2 separate regions of the Homo sapiens genome follow, and region 2 is linked to region 1. A link is an interaction called in ENCODE POLR2A ChIA-PET data of the cell type or tissue named here. Cell type or tissue: GM12878. All regions are shown on one strand. Links, peaks and the distances in the headings refer to the core of each region. The heading gives the core; the rest is flanking DNA.

The links. ChIA-PET counts read pairs that join two places held together with the same protein. Peaks named below come from ENCODE experiments on the same cell type or tissue, not always from the same donor. Only the 100,000 strongest peaks of a DNase experiment are listed, where the experiment ranks them.
Region 2: POLR2A ChIA-PET joins it to region 1 with 5 read pairs; 16 of 35 experiments call an interaction of 5 or more read pairs at or near these places.

The regions. Positions count from the first base shown.
Region 1 is chr6:37,158,478-37,163,850 of GRCh38, forward strand. No RefSeq gene overlaps it. Among named protein-coding and RNA genes, the nearest start is that of PIM1, 9.0 kb to the right of the region's middle. In GM12878, for the core only: no CTCF peak of the experiment used is centred there; a DNase peak (open chromatin) is centred at 2,774; H3K27ac peaks cover 1,649 bases.
Region 2 is chr6:36,995,797-37,001,169 of GRCh38, forward strand. No RefSeq gene overlaps it. Among named protein-coding and RNA genes, the nearest start is that of FGD2, 7.2 kb to the right of the region's middle. RefSeq lists enhancers at 1,827-2,450, 2,451-3,074. In GM12878, for the core only: no CTCF peak of the experiment used is centred there; no DNase peak of the experiment used is centred there.

The DNA.
Region 1 (5,373 bases), core at 140-5,139:
TTTTTATTTTATATGTACTTTCTGAGACAGGGTCTTGTTCCATCACCTAGGTTGGAATGCACTGGCATGATCATAGTTTACTGCAGCTTCGACCTTCTGGGCTCAAGTAATCCTCCCACCTCAATCTCCCGAGTAGCTGGGACAAAAGACAAGTGCCACCATGCCTAGCTAATCTTTAAATTTTTTTGTAGAGATGGGGTCTTACTATGCTGCCCAGGCTGCTCCTGAACTCCTGGTCTCAACCAGTCCTCCCACCTTGGCCTCTCAAAGTGTTGGGATTACAGGCAGGAGCCACCATACCTGGTGAAGTCTATATTTTTATTTTTATTTTTTATTTTTTTTGAGATGGAGTCTTGCTCTGTCTACCAGGCTAGAGTGCAGTGGCGCAATCTCGGCTCACTGCAACCTCCGCCTTCCGGTTTCAAGTGATTCTCCTGCCTCAGCCTCCCAAGTCACTGGGATTACAGGCACCTGCCACCAGGCGCAGCTAATTTTTTTGTATTTTTACTAGAGACAGGGTTTCACCATGTTGATCAGGCTGGTCTCAAACTGCTGACCTCGTGATCCACCTGCCTCCGCCTCCCAAAGTGCTGGGATTACAGTCATGAGCCACTACGCCCGGCTATGAAGTCTATATTTTTAAAAGAGCAAACAGCTATCCATCTTTTCATTATAATATACAATAAAAGTGGGCCCGGTGCGGTGGCTCACGCTTATAATCCCAGCTCTTTGGGAGGCTGAGGTGGGCGGATCACCTGAGGTCAGGAGTTCAAGACCACCCTGGCCAACATGGTGAAACCCAATCTCTACTAAAAAATACAAAAATTAACCAGGCATGTGGCGGGTGCTTGTAATTCCAGCTACTCAGGAGACTGAGGTGGGAGAATTGCTTGAACCCAGAGGCAGAGGTTGCAGTGAGCCCAGATCGTGCCACCTGGGATCATCCTGGGAGACAGAGTGAGACTCCATCTCAAAAAATAAAAAATAAATAAATAAATAAAAGTGGCAGGGGCAAGATTGAGGCAGGGGAAATTCAGTCTCTTAGATGTGTTCTCTTTGGGGTTTAATTCAATTGTTTTAAAAGGTATCTGTTTAGCACCTCTCAAAGGGAACTATGTGGTCTTTAAAAATGTGCAATACAAGCTAGACACCATGGCATGCCTCTGTAGTCCAAGCTACTTGGGAGGCTGAGGCGGGAGGATCACTGAGCCCAGGAGTTCAAGGCCAACCTAGACAATATAGTGAGACCCCTGTCTCTCTTTTTTTTTTTTTTTGAGATGGAGTCTCGCTGTGTCGCCAGGCTGGAGTGCAGTGGCGCGATCTCGGCTCACTGCAACCTCCACCTCCCGGGTTCAAGCCATTCTCCTGCCTCAGCCTCCCGAGTAGCTGGGACTACAGGTGCATGCCACCATGCCCAGTTAATTTTTGTATTTTTTAGTAGAGACGGGGTTTCACCATGTTGGCCAGGATGGTCTCAGTCTCCTGACCTTGTGATCCACCTGCCTCAGCCTCCCAAAGTGCTGGGATTACAGGCATGAGCCACCGCGCCAGGCTGAGACCCGTCTCTTTTTTTTTTTTTTTTTGAGATGGAGTTTCGCTCTTGTTGCCCAGGCTGGAGTGCAATGGTGCAATCTCTGCTCACTGCAACCTCCGCCTCCTGGGTTCAAGCAATTCTCCTGCCTCAGCCTCCTGAGTAGCTAGGATTACAGGCATGCACCACCACGCCCGGCTAATTTTGTATTTTTAGTAGAGATGGGGTTTCTCCACATTGGTCAGGCTGGTCTCGATCTCCCGACCTCAGATGATCTGCCCGCCTCGGCCTCCCAAAGTGCTGGGATTACAGGCATGAGCCACCGTGCCTTGCCAACCCGTCTCTTTAAAAAAAATTTTTTTTACGGCCAGGCACGGTGGCTCACGCCTGTAATCCCAGCACTTTGGAAGGCCGAAGCAAGTGGATCACTTGAGGTCAGGCGTTCGAGGCCAGCCTGGCCAACGTGGTGAAACCCTGTCTCTACTAAAAATACAAAAATTAGCCAGGTGTGGTGGTATGCGCCTGTAATCTCAGCTACTCGGGAGGCTGAGGCAGAAGAATTGCTTGAACCAGGGAGGCGGGGGTTGCAGTGAGCCAAGATCATGCCATTGCACTCCAGCCTGGGCGACAGAGAAGACTCCATCTGAAAAAAAAAATTTTTTTTTTTTACAATATGATCTCTGCACTTGAAGAGCTGATGGTCTCATTGGGGAAACATGAGTCCTTTCAAAGTGGGTATTAAATTAATGCTTGCTGCTCCTTAAAATGATGCTATAATGACAGTAACTACTTAGATAACAAAAGAATATGATTGTATCAGATTAGTATTACAAGTAACTGCTGTGAGTTTAAAAACTATTGGCTGGAGTGGTCAGGGAAAGCTGTAAGAAGTCCAAATGGCCTTCAGTTGGTCTGAAAGGACAGACAGAATTTGGGGATGTGTGTGCAATTTGGGTTAAAGAATGTAATCTGTGTTGTCTTTAAGCCCTGCATCAGAGGACCAGCTATTTGCCAACATAACTCCCATTTACAAGAGTAACTTCAGATAAAACCCTGATGACTGCCAAGTCTGACTTTCTCATCTAGTGAGTGGGTGTCTCTCTAATAAAGTAGCATCACTGAACACAGAAGCAAGCTTAACCTATCCAGGGAAAAGTGACACCATTTCTATAAAGGGAACAGCACAGCTCCCTAGTTCTCCAGAGTGAGCAAGATTGTATTTAGACATGCAAAGAATCTCTGACAAAGTAATACATTGAAGGCCATAAAAAACAGCTCTGTATCTGTAGTATAGTTGTTCTAGTTCTGGCTGTGGTGAGCTGTCATGTTTGTTTTAGCAGCATGCCACCTAAAAAGAGAAGTAAAACAGAGTTGGAAAAGAGGAAGTATATGTTGAAAATGTAAGTTTCTCCAAATTATTGAGTAGATTTCGTCCAATAATGTTACTACATGTCTTTTTTATCATTTGGAACTTGGAACACTCTGTGTATTAACCACGATATAAGCAAATATTCCTAAACTATAAGCTTCAAAGGATTATTTGAATAGAGAATCTTCCTAGTTTCTTCTTCAGTAGACTGAAATAGCCAGGCACAGTGGCTGACGCCTGTAATCCCAGCACTTTTGGAGGCCGAGGTGGGCAGATCACGAGGTCAGGAGTTCGAGACCAGCCTGGCCAACATAGTGAAACCCTGTCTCTACTAAAATCACAAAAAGTAGCTGGGCATGGTGGCGCGTGCCTGTAGTCCCAGCAACTGGGGAGGCTGAGGCAGGAGAATCGCTTGAACCTGAGAGGTGGAGGTTGTGGTGAGCCGTGATCGTGCCACTGCACTCCAGCCTGGGCAACAGAGGGAGACTCTGTCTCAAAAAAAAAAAAAAAAGACTGAAATAAAATATCTGTCATCTTTTGCAACATGACATCAGGAGCTCCTACTAATTCTCTCTGGCTTCTTGCTTTTGATTTAAAAACTTTTGAGGCCGGGAGCGGTGGCTCACGCCTGTAATCCCAGCATTTTGGGAGGCTGAGGTGGGTGGATCACAAAGTGAGGAGTTCAAGACCAGCCTGGCCAAGATGGTGAAACCCTGTCTCTACCAAAAATACAACAATTAGCTGGGTGTGGTGGTGCACACCTGTAATCCCAGCTACTAGGGAGGCTGAAGCAGAAGAATCGCTTGAACCCATGAGGCAGATGTTGCAGTGAGCCGAGATCGCGCCACTGCACTCCAGCCTGGGTGACAGAGCGAGACTCCGTCTCAAAAAAAAAAAAAAAAAAAAAGAAACTTTTATTCATTCATTTCATGCGTATTGGGGAATACAAAAAAACAACACAAAGCATCTTTTGCTTCACTTCCTGACTCTACTCACCGTGTTCTCTCTCTCCTTCCTACTTACTCGTATTTTACTCATTAAGACCTGAGTTAAGATCTACATCCTCCATGGAGCCTCCCCGGACCTCTTCAGCCTCCTCTGAACCTTGACTTTGTGGATGATGCTATCAGAACTTAATCACAGAAGACCTTGTTAAATCTCTTTTTTTGTTTGTATGTTAGAGACAGGGTCTGACTCTGTCGCCCTGGTTGGAGTGTAGTGGCACGATCAAGGCTCACAGCAACCTCTGCTACCTGGGCTCAAGCAGATCCTCCTCCCGAGCTCAGCCTCCCGAGCAGCTGGGACTACAGGTATATGCCATCACATCCAGCTAATTTTTGTATTTTTTGTAGAGACGGGGTTTCACCATATTGGCCCACCTGGTCTTTAACTCCTGGGCTCAAGTGATCCACCAGCCTCAGCCTCCCAAAGTGCTGGGATTACAGTCATGAGCCACTGTGCCCGGCCGTTAAATCTCTTAAACTCATTTTGTGTTCCTTGGAAAGGCAGAATGGCATGGTGGGTAGGAGATTGCTCTGCCACTTAACAGTGTAGCCTTGGGCAAATTACTTATCTCTGTTCCGTTTATTTATCTGTAAACCAATGAAGATAGTAAAAATGCCCACCTCATAGGATTTATATGGGGATATAAATAGAACAATGCCTAGCACATCATTGATGCTCAATATTGGCTTTTAGTACCCTATCTCTTTTGCCCCTCCCGCCAATGATTTTCATTTCTTAGCCTTTATGTTCAATTAAAGGATGATGGTTTCTGCCTTCAATATATTTATAGTCTAGTTGTAGAGATGAGACAAATACAGAAAAATAAGACTATATACTATTAGATGACAAATTAGATACACAATAAAGAAATGTTTTCATCACTTTCTTTGTAGTGCTTACAAGGATGTTCCATGAAATCTTTTTTGCACTTTTTTTATTTTACCTTGATGAACTTTGTGGCTTTTCCAAAGTCTTACATCAGCAATTTTATTTTACTTTTAAAAGATGGTAGACAATCCCCTCACCAGCTCCTAGATAGAAGACATTCTCTCTCTCTCCCTCACACACACACACACACACACACACACACACACACGCACAGACACGATGGCCCTTTTCTTTGTTAGTTAGACATGCAGCGTTTTTGTTCATGTGTCTGCCTGGTTGTTCTGATCTGAGGGATACATTTTCTTAGTCTTCTAATAAGGTATTTTATAACAGTCTCCAGGCTTCCTGTAGCCTTTATATGTTCTAAGCTACTCCTTTTTATATTCATCTATCCAGCAATACTCAGGAACTATAAAATCTTTGTGTATAATGCCTTCAGTAAATATTATTTTTACTCAAATTGTCAGTATCTAATGTGCAAAATTCCAAAAATAAATCTAGATTACTTTTATTTCCTCTGAAAAACAAAACAAATGAATTGGTAATAATTTAAATATACTTTATTGTAAAATAGCCCTTT
Region 2 (5,373 bases), core at 86-5,085, 160 kb before region 1:
GGAAGAGTCACATGTAGCATCCAGTTTTAAGTTCGTTTCCCTCGCTAGGTTGTAATCCCTACCTCTAATAAAGGGGCAGGGCAGGAAGGGAAGTGTGGCTTGCCATACCTCAACCCCCACTGGGTACCAGGTAGAAGCTGCATCCTGTCCAGGAGACTTGAGCCTGCGGTTCAAGCAGAGACCAGAGGCAGCATGAGCCTCGGCTCACAGTGAAGCTGGGTGTCCTGGAGCCTCTGTCCTGTGAGAGCTTAGGAGAGAGAGAAAGCAAGAATTCTCCCGCAATTCCTTTGACCAGTATTCACCGAGCACCTACCACGTGCCAAGCACTGTTATAGATGCTGGGGAAAGAGCAGAGAACAAAATAGACAAAAGTGCCTGCCCCCATGGAGCTGATATTCCAGTGGGGAGACAGACAACAAATATAATAAATAAATCAATATCTCGGAAAGTGATACATGAGAAAAATTAAGCAGGGAAGGGACACTGGGAATGTGCGGTGCTGCTGCAGCTCAGGGAGTCTCCGGGGGAAGGGAAAGGCCAGTGAGATGGTGACATTTAAGCAAAGATTTGAAGGTGACCAGAGGGTGAGCCACGCAGATATCTCATGGAAGAGAGTTCCTTGTTTTGGGGTGTTTTGAGATATAATCTCACTCTGTTACCGAGGCTGGAGTGCAATGGCACAATCATAGCTCACTGCAACCTCAAACTCCTGGGCTCAAGCGATCTCCTACCTCGCTAAGTAGCTTGGACTACAGGTGCTGACCACCACACCCAGCTAATTTTTAAATTTTGTGCCAAGATGTCTCACTATGTTGCCCAGGCTGGTCTCGAACTCTTGGTCTCAAGTGATGTTCCTGCCTTGGCCTCTCAAGGTGCTGGAATTACAGGTGTGAGCCACTGTGACTGTAGAAAGACAGTTCTGGATAGGAGGAAGGACAAGAGCAAAGGCCCTGAGGTGGGAGTTTGGTGGGGTGGAGGGCAGAGAGGAAGCCATGGTCCTGGAGCCAAGAGAAAGGGGAGAGTGGCCTAGATGAGGTCAGGGAGTTGGACTTTGCAGGCCATTGGCTGTGGACATGGCAATCACACCCAGTAAGACACCAATCAGACCATCCTGATTCAGACTATCCCTAATGTCCTATAATCCCAGCACTTTGGGAGGCCGAGGCAGGTGGATCACCTGAGGTCAGGAGTTCAAGACCAGCCTGGCCAACGTGGTGAAACCCTGTCTCTACTAAAAATACAAAAATTAGCCAGATGTGGTAGCAGGTGCCTGTAATCCCAGCTACTTGGGAGGCTTTACAGCAGGAGAATTGTTTGAACCCGGGAGGCGGAGGTTGCAGTGAGCCGAGATTGCGCCACTGCACTCAAGCCTGAGCGACAGAGCGAGACTCTGTCTCAAAAAAAAAGACATATCCCTAATGTAGACCAGAAGAAGGGACCCTTGAAAAGAATGGGGAAACTGAGGCTAAAGTAGGGCCATCCAGCCAGCTTTCTTCCTGAATTGCCCTGCAGAGGACTGGGAATGTCTGGGGGTTCTTTTGTTTTGTTTTTTCTTTTGTTCCCTAGGAATCAGACGGAGGGAATGGGGCATGACAGAAGGGAGGGTGGCTCACTCACGTTGGAGCCCTGAGGCCACAACTGGTGGGAAACTGAGGTGCATTTGTCAGGTCAGAGGGCCCAGGCCCTGGGTTGGGGTTGGGGAACAGGGCCGGAGCTTGGCTTGATAGGAGCTGCTCCAAGGAAAGACCAAAAGCCAAACTCAGGGAAGGCAAGAGGCGGAGGAAAGAGAACCTTCCACAACCCCCTCCCGCATGCTGGAATGTGCTGCTCCCCACTCAGAAAGGATGTGTGGAGGGCCTACTGTTTGGCAGGCACTGTACTAACTTCTGGGGACCCAGAGACAAATGAGCCAAGGTCCTGCCCCTTCTGGATCTTGTGAGGACTGAGGCCTCGGATGGGATTTGGGTTTCATTTCTCCTTGTTTCCCAAGGTCCCAGCACAGGGGCTATTTGCTGAGAGCAAAGAAGGAAGGGACCTGGTGGGAGGAGGGGCGGGAACTCGGCAGCTCCTTGATGGGAGCAATGGGCTGTTAGTGGGCTCCTGTGTGGTTGTTACATAACAGCTCCCTGGAAGAAGGTACAAGAGGAGCCTAGTAACAAGATGCATTCATGCAGAAATCACAGGCAGAGAATAAGTCGTGCTATTGTGTGGGAAGATAGCGGAGAGGTAGCACAGGTGGGGGAATGGGTCGTGGGAGAAAGGTCGTCAGTGTGGAGGGCAGCGGGCTGGCTGTGCAGGAACAATGTGTTCCCTTTCTCCACTTGGAAACCTGTCAATTCTCTCCAAGCCACTCATGTTTCTGTGTGAGCGCTGTGAAGAACCAAGCAGTCAGGGCCTCGAGAAAGGCCTACAACTATTTGGATAGAGAAGGAGCCTGTCGCTGGGTGTGAGGCCCCTGCATGGTGGCTGAGTGCTTGCACTCTGGGTGCCTTCTCAGGCACAGCCTGGCACCACTCCTGGGCTCTGGCCTTGCTTTACTGGCTCCTTTCTGGTGCCTCCCTGCCCAGATCCCGGCCCTGGCTCTGCCAGGCCCCCTCTCCTCCCCTAGAAACACAATCCTTGCCTCTGCCGTCTCCCAGTGTCCCGGGGGCGTATCTCCTGCCAGCCTGCACATTCACTGTGGGTTCAGCCCGCCTGCGATTTCACTCTTGGTTTCCCTCCTTGGGCCCCACCTGATCTCTGCTTCTAGTGACCTTGAGTTCTTCCTGAATAGTGGGGTGGGTGCCAGGGCCTGGCACAAGCCTTGCCCAATCCTGGCACAAGCCTTGCCCAATCCTTGTGAATGCCAACTTTGAAACTAGATAGTTCACACGCTGAAGAAGAAAGAGCTGTTTATGTTCTTCACTGACGTCCTCTGGCCACCCACGTCAGGCCTGACACCCATCTGCCCCCCACGTCAGGCCTGACACCCCTTTGCTATCTGGGCTGTGCTCTCAGAGCGGATCCTCCTGGGCAGTGAGCCGCAAGGAGCCTGTATTGAGAGAGGTGGGTTTTGCCTCCCGGTATTCCTCACAGGGCTGAACCAACTCGGAATAATTCCACTCCTCAGGTTGACAGTAACATTTAGGAACACCCAGGCCACAGAGGGTCAGGGGCATATAGCAGGCAAAATATAGGGAGGTTCCTGGAAAAGGTGAAAGCGGGAAGGCCGGCGGGCCTTCCACAGAAGGGGCCAGCACCCTTCCAGAAGAAAGCCTCGGCAAAGGGTGGAATTTCCGGCAGAGGGACAGAGTGGAACAATTCTGGCTGCTTGGAGGAGGGGACAGATGAGACGAGTCTCCAAGGGAGCCCAGCTTTGTTCAGCTTCCTCCCTCCAAGCCAGGGATCGGAGGCCCTTGGCGCCCATCCCTCCCATCGGCAGTGTGGCCTCTGCCCACCATGTGACTACCCAGACAGCGCCCTCACTAGGGCCTTCCAAAAGCAGGGGGTGGGGGTGGGCAGGAGGAGGGGGTGAGGCGGAGACCGGGAGGGGTGGCAAGGGTCACGGCAGCCTCTGGCACAGGTTTCAGCTGGCTGCCTGCATCCTCTCTAGAGCCGCATCATCCCAGCTCACAGGCCTGTCTGTCACGGGCCATTAAGCCCTTGGCAGGTGCTGTGTGCTTGACTGAGGCTGGAGGTGGGATGGCTGGCAAGGGGGAGCCTGGGAACATGCCAGCCTGTCCCCTCCAGTCCTTGTCACCCTGAAGATAAATGCTCCTTTGGGGAGTCCTCACTGTCCCCGGAAAGGCTACACCTGGTGAACCCCTGCAGATTTGCTACACACACACCGTTCATACACACAATGCACACATACATACATGCACGTGCACACACGCCAACCTACACACACACCAGATACACACATGTCACATACACACCCCACAAATACACACATATACACTCATAGCATCCTGATCCTAAGTTGTGACACTTCCTCCCTGGCAGCCTCTAAATGCCCCTTCTGCTTTCCCAAAGTTGCCCCAAGAGGTCCTCTGGGCGCCTCCAGTCTACACACAAAGCCGCTCTGCATGCACCCCAGGGTAGAGATCCCTCGCCAGCCGAGTCCCCACCTGGCCCTGCAGTTCTGCTTGGGCATCCCTCCCTCACCCTCCCTCCCACCTTCCCCCATCTGAGCTGTAGGGAACTGAGCTCTTCCATCTTCCCTTGGGCTTGAAAGCAGAGAAGAGGAGAAAAAAAACAAGAGGTTTATTCATGCCAAAGACCCCAAGAGCCCTGAAATGGAGACATTGCCCCTGCTCAGAGGGAGATCTGTAGACTGGATCAGGGGTTACTCTGCTGAAAACGCTATACTCACTCCCCTAACCTTCTAAGCACCTCAGTTTGGCAGACAAAGCCTAGCAGGCCAGGCTTCCAGGACCCCTTCAGCTGCGGGTTCCACCATTTCCCAGGCCCTGGACACCCACGTGTGCGAGGCCCTGTGTTCTTCCCAGTCTAGCCATGGTAGCCATGGTCTCTCAAGCCCATATCCCTTTGCACATGCTGTTCCTTCTGCTTTGAATGCCCCTTCCTGTCTTGTCCACACAGAGTTAACTCATCCTTCATCCTTCATCTTTTTTTTTTTTTTTGAGACTCTGTCACCCAGGCTGGAGTGCAGTGGTGCAATCTCGGCTCACTGCAACCTCCGCCTCACAGGTTCAAGCAATTCTCCTGCCTCAGCGTCCTGAGTATGTGGGACTACAGGCACCTGCCACCACACCTTGCTTTTTTTTTTTTTTAATTTAATGGAGACGGGGTTTTACCATATTGGCCAGGCTGGTCTCAAACTCCTAACCTTGTGATCCGCCCGCCTCAGCCTCCCAAAGTGCTGGGATTACAGGTTTGAGCCACCGCACCCAGCCCATCCTTCATCTTTCATACTTCAAGTCACCTCTGCCACAAAGCCTTCTGATGACCCTTCTTTGGATGTTCATAACTCCCTTGTTCAAAGCTTTCATCACATCCTATTTTAGTGGTTAACAGGCCCATCTTCCTTATTAGAGTTTGAGCTAAAGGGCTGGGGACTGTGTTTTATCTACAACCTCTACTATGGTATTGACACATAGTAGGTGCTCAAGAAACACTTATCTACTGAATGCGTGACTTAATGAATAGGGCGGAAAAGACAAAATTAAACAGAGAGGAACACCAGGTCTCTGAGGAGGAAAATGAATTTCCAGCAGTAGGTATAAAGGAAGGCTTCCTGGAGGAAGTGAACCGGCTGTAGACAGACTGAAGACACTCTAGGCCAGGGATCCCGTAGCCTATTAGGAACTGGGCCGTACTGCAGGAGGTGAGTGGCGGGTGAGCATTACCACCTGAGTTCTGCCTCATGTC